2 separate regions of the Homo sapiens genome follow, and region 1 is linked to region 2. Evidence: chromatin loops called from intact Hi-C (ENCODE). Cell type or tissue: CD4-positive, alpha-beta T cell. All regions are shown on one strand. Links, peaks and the distances in the headings refer to the core of each region. The heading gives the core; the rest is flanking DNA. Region 1 overlaps PRKN (parkin RBR E3 ubiquitin protein ligase). Region 2 overlaps PACRG (parkin coregulated).

Region 1 (2,928 bases), core at 296-2,795, 1.3 Mb after region 2:
AGTACAGCACATTATACAATGTTTTATAGGGTATTTTTGTTTAAAAATAGCATAAATTGATGATTGAGTGCAGAACATATTTCTGGAACAATACCTATACAAACAGGTGACAGTGATTGTCTCTGGGAAGCTATGTAGCTGACCAAGGAGGAAAGGAGACATTTTTCACAATGTACCTTTTGAATCTGTGCTACCTGCACATATTTTGCATTCAAAGAATACCTACTTTTTAAAAATCCATGACTCTGCAAATGATATTTCAGTAACGCTCTTAAAGAAAAGAAAAAAATAAATGGCCAATACACATTTTTAAGTTTATTTTCCCTTTAAGTTATGGTAAAAATCAAAACTATTTTGGAGTAGGAAGTAAATGTAAATGTCTTTGTCCGTAATTATAGACTGGATAGTTAATTCCCAGCAGAACCATTGTCAGGAGGACCACCTTATCATGGATCTTTTAATGTGAGGTGCTGAGGTCAGCCTGTTGAAAGTAAGCTCAGTGGGTCTTTTCTCCTCATTGCATGAACTCATCTTCTCTGAGGGGCCCTAGTTCTGAGACAGGTGGTACTAAAGTTTCCTACTAGACGGTACTCATAGTGAGTGGGTCAGTGCAGACTGCACAACTGAAAGATGGGATGGTTACGTGCACGCGCATGATGATAGATGTTGGTGTAAGAAAAGGGGATTTTCGGGGATCTTTTCAGAGCTTGCAAGAATGGAAATTAAACCAAAGAAAGTAAGGACCTGTTCAAAGAGCAAACCTAAAACAAAAATAAGCCTAGGGCTGCAGGGTGTTGGAGGTCACAATATTTTGTGGGAAACTAATTGGCATTGTTTAATATCCCTGGGGATTAGTACAGAATTTGTGAAAGACAAAGGAACGTGGGTACTCTACAGAGCTGTATCCAGCCTCCTGAAAATTCTTTCTTTTTAGCCCTTTGGAGACCACACATAGAACACTGTCTTCGTCTGTTTGCATTTGGAGCTTAGCACAGTTTAAGATTGCCTCACACCATGAGAGTCTGTGATTTTAAGATGTTGTGTACTTGAAAGGAAATAACCTTACTTTCTTCTTTTCAAAATTGTGTTTTAATGCATTATAATCTAACACCATCTCCGTTCTGTGGCACTGTCTTGTCAGAACGAGTTTTGCATATATCAGCGGCTGGTGACTCATAGGGAGACTTCCTCTCTTGATAGATTCCCTTTACAGAGGCTGGACTTACGTATCTCTGCTGCCATCTTCTGGAAAGCTACACACCAAAAAGAAAAATATTTCATCTATTCCCAAAGAAGTACAAATGTGTGCTTCATGCCTTTGATGTTTGCCTTGACTCTAGTAAGGGGTCCTAAGATGGTATTTGATTCTCTCCTATTCTTTTAACACAGAATTTCAGAGCCGTGGAAGAAAAATAAATGCACATAATAGAATGCTTTTATAATAGATGCAGCCATGATAGAAAACAGGCACAAAGAAATCTTGGCTTCCATAGAGAGATCATCATCAAGCCTTATTTTAAGGGTCATTGCTTGTAGGTACCTACTGGCTCTCAACCTGATTGATCAGCAGCCACTGGAATATTCCGATTGCATTAGAAGCTGTTCATTTGCTTCCTTTTCATGCTTCCACAGAGAAAGTACACATACAGCCCCTTTTGAATGTGTTCATTATGGAAATATGGGAAAGCAAACTCAAACATCAATCAAATGACTACTGCACTGACATGATATTGAATGAGAGGCATGATGGGCCATTCACATAGCTCTCTGGTAGTACAGAGCGTCTAAGGGGGCTGACAGTGACTTACCTCAGCATGTATACCAGCAAAGAGAGGCCTCATCCCTTTCTAGACAGCAGTCTTATGTCTTATGAGTAGTTTACAAGTGTGGCATTTCTGGGGAGGTGTCAGTTTTACCCGAGATTCACATAACAGTCATTATTATCAGTATACTGGGAACTGCTTTAATTAACAAGGCGCTTACTACCCTCTTATTTTTCTACAGACTCTTACCACTTGTTAAACATCATAGCCCCATGGAGAAAACTATTTGTTGTGTTGTTGTGTTTACTGTGTACCAGAAACTGTGTTAAATATTCTTTATCTTATTATTTCTTCTTTGTAGATGCAAAAAAGCTCAAGCAAAGAGATGTTGGGATCACACAGATAATAAATGATCCAAGAGGCCTCAGACTCCGGGTCTCTCTACCTCAAAGGGTTCACTTCTAAACACTAATCTACATCTGGTATTTAAACATGTAAAGATCTAGTACACGATTTCACAGATTAAAATGTGCTATTCTTTTATATGTTGCCTAGGGCCAAGATTTTACTCATCCTAAAAGTAAATACTCAACACATATTAGTTGCAAGACAAAAATATGACTTCAATGTTAAGAATAGTTTAGCTATTATGCAATAGAAAAAAATTGGCTTATTGAATTTAGCCTCTATTAAATCTTTTTTTTTTTATTCTATACCTCCTTTTAGGCATTTAGGATAAGCTGATGACTAGAATTAAGTTAAAAGTGTGGCACCAAGCTCTCAAGCTTGAAAACATACCAAGGAGAATGTATTAGGTGACCATGTTTATTGTCAAATGAAAGGAAACCACCACACTGTTGGAAGTGGTGAACTTTCTCCTGGTGTTGAATTCTGAGAGGAATTTGCCATATGGCTACCTGGAATTTATATATGTATATATATATAGCGAGAGAGAGAGAGAGAGAGAGAGAGAGGTTTGAACTATAATTTTGCAAATAACAGGGAAAGTTTAAATAGTTTTCATTACATCAGTTCTTTTGCAAAAGATTGGGAATAAAGTGACCTTGTTAAATTTTTTCTTTTTCTTTTTTTTTGGAGACAGAGTCTCACCCTGTCACCCAGGCTGGAGTGCAATGGCACAATCTTGGCTCACTGCAACCTCCGC
Region 2 (2,928 bases), core at 311-2,810:
ATTACATACCTACTGGAATACTTAAAATGCAAAATAAAGAAAATATTAATTATTGGTGAGACTGTAGCACAAACAGCACTCTCATATAGCACTGGAAAGAGTTTAAATTTGAAAAATCAGTTGGGAAAACAGCTTTAGTTTAGTTACTAAAGCCAAACAAGCATGACTTAGGGTCCAGCAATTCCACTCCCAGAAATATGTCCTTGGTCATGCGTAGATACTTTCTCCAAAAAAAGTGTAAAAATTTTCCTAGCAGTGCTATTTGTAACAGTTCTAAATTGGAGGTCACACAAATACCCATCGAGGAAGCGATGGATAAATAAATTATGGTATATCCAAGAAAATACTAGACAGGGATAAACATGAAGGATTTACTTACAACTATAGTTGTATGCAATAATGTGGGTGAATCTCACAAACAGAATGTTGATGAAAGAAACTGGACACAAAACAATTACATACTTTATGATTCCATGTATAGAAGTACAAAAACAGGTGAAACTAGTCTGTTGGCCAAAGTCAGAAGAAGGTTAGCATGTGGGAATGTTGGGTAGTGACTACAAAGAGACAGATGGGGTTCTGTGGTGTTGACAATGTTTCTGGATTTGGGTGTTGGTTGTATCAGTGTGTTTGGTTTGATATTCACCAAGTGATTCACTTACAATATGTGAGAGAACTGTTGTAAGAAAAACCTAGAAATCTAGGTTCCAGTCCTTGCTCTATCCTTTAATAAGTATCTCTAAACAACCACAAAATAGTAAATTGTTTGAGATTTATACATTAAGTGGAAAAACACAGTCTACTCTGCCTTTTCATAAGATTGGTTGGAAAAGCCAAATGGAATGAAGATCACTAGCCCTATTATATATGAAAGAATAAATATATGACATTAAGTAATCAATTATTAATAAAGTTACTTGAAATAATAAAAACAGCACTGATATATTATTTAAATTGGATAGGAATTCCTAAATTTGATAGGAAGATGTTTGATATAATTTAATTTAAGTATATAAAGGGTAATGTAACAATTCTCTGGCCATTTAGGGAAAATAAGTCAAAATTTATACCTTCCAAAATCAAAATGACTTAAGGTGAAGCAAACTTTCAAAATAAAAAATTAAAAGTAAAACAGAATCCAGGAAAAAAAGACTGAATTTTTTCTCATCATCTTAGACAGGAAAAAGCTTTTCTAAGCCAAACCACTTTAACTTTTTTCAATGAACATGTGTAACTTTTATGATACTGCATAAAACAGCTGCAAATTATTCTCATTTCTAGATTTAATATCTATATAACATCATTGGCATTTTCTTTGGAGCCACTGATTTGAAGATGATTGTCTAATTATAGTATAAAATATAGTCTTTCATTAATTCAACTGATCAAAATAAGATAAATGGCAGCTACTATGTGCCATAAATTTTTCTTGAGGTGAGGATGCAGCAATGGGTGAAATAAACAAATTCCTGCCCTTCTGGGGCTTACTCTCTGGTAGAAGAAAAACACAGGCTCAACTAAATTAATATTAGAGGGAAAAATATAAAACAGGGAAGGGAGATGGGAGTGCTGGAGCAGGGATGGAAGGGATTGTTAAGGGTCTGAAGTTTAAAATAGAGTGGTCAGGAAGAGGCTCACTAAATAGCTAATTTTTAAACAGAAATTTGAAGCATCAAGAGATGAGGACACACAGGGTAAAATGCATTTCAGGCAGAGGAAACAGGAAGGGCAAAGGCGTGGCACTAACTGAGTTCCGGAGGCAGGGCCAGCAGAGTTGCATAAAGCAGCAAGGGTGGGCAGATCACACAGGGCCTTCCCAATAGAGGAAGCTTAGCTTTTACTCTGAGTGAGGCAGGGAGCCACCTGAGGGGTTGAGGTGACGAATGCCATGATTCGGCCTTCTCAAGTTTTAAAGGGAGCTTCTGGGCTCCACAATTAGAGAGGATGGCTTAAAAAAATTCAAAATAGAGACAAATAACAATTATAATAAGAAAGTAGGAGAATATGAGATAAGAAGAAAGGGTAGAATTGCTTTCCTTCATTCATCAAATATTTATTGAATACACTGTTAGGTTCTGGTTAAGATTAAAAAGTGACTTAGATGTGGATACTGCCCTCACGGAGAATTTACATAAGGAGATAAAACATGAGCAGAAATGACCATAATACAAAGTAGAACACAATGAATAAAGGATAACTTTCTATGTGGGTGACAGGAAGGGAGAATTAAAGAAGTCTTCTTAAAGCAGTTGGCATTTTGCTGGCCACAAAAATATAAGCTTCTTGACAGCATGTGTTCTGTCTTTTGCTGACTGCTAAATTCCTAGCATTTAAAACAGTGCTTTGCACATAGTCTGTGATCAATAGATATGTGTTACCTGATGATAGAATGAATTTGTATATGCAGATATGTAGGGAGAAGGGTGTTCGAGCAAAGGGAACAACATAAACAGAAACACAAAAATAAAGAATATGAGTTTATTTCCTTGGTTCAGATTGACTGAAGCAAATGAGAACAGTGGGAGATGAAATTTTAGAACACAGAATGGGATTAGATCACACAAGACCTTGCTGGCCCTGGGGAAGTATCTTGACTTTTTTTCTATAAGAATTGGGAAGCTCCAAAAGCTCTGAATAGTGATAGGAGCAGAACATTGTACCAGAAAGATTAGTGTAATTGTACTGATAATTGATTGAGGGAGTCAACCAATTGATAGGTGGATGATATTGTACAAGCCTAGACAAAAGGTGATGAGGGCACCCATTAGTTCATCGCCACTTGGTCCCTTCATCATTAGTACTTCTCTGCCAGAGACATCTGTTTATTTGTATTGTAATTATTTTACTTGTCTCTCTCCTTTTCTTCACTAATAATGTAGCACATTTAGCACTGGAGCTAGACACTTCTAATTATCCCCCAATATTCCT

What was found. Hi-C counts contacts between places; a loop is a spot of excess contacts. Peaks named below come from ENCODE experiments on the same cell type or tissue, not always from the same donor. Only the 100,000 strongest peaks of a DNase experiment are listed, where the experiment ranks them.
Region 1: a loop joins it to region 2, with 5 times the contacts of the local background. A loop is called at or near these places in 7 of 110 quality-filtered maps.

The regions. Positions count from the first base shown.
Region 1 is chr6:161,392,314-161,395,241 of GRCh38, reverse strand. The region is part of intron 9 of PRKN (parkin RBR E3 ubiquitin protein ligase); the gene reads left to right. Among named protein-coding and RNA genes, the nearest start is that of AGPAT4, 120 kb to the right of the region's middle. In CD4-positive, alpha-beta T cell, for the core only: a CTCF peak has its summit at 1,246 (motif pointing left); a DNase peak (open chromatin) is centred at 1,171.
Region 2 is chr6:162,732,521-162,735,448 of GRCh38, reverse strand. The region is part of intron 1 of PACRG (parkin coregulated); the gene reads right to left. Among named protein-coding and RNA genes, the nearest start is that of PACRG, 6.0 kb to the right of the region's middle. In CD4-positive, alpha-beta T cell, for the core only: no CTCF peak of the experiment used is centred there; a DNase peak (open chromatin) is centred at 1,758.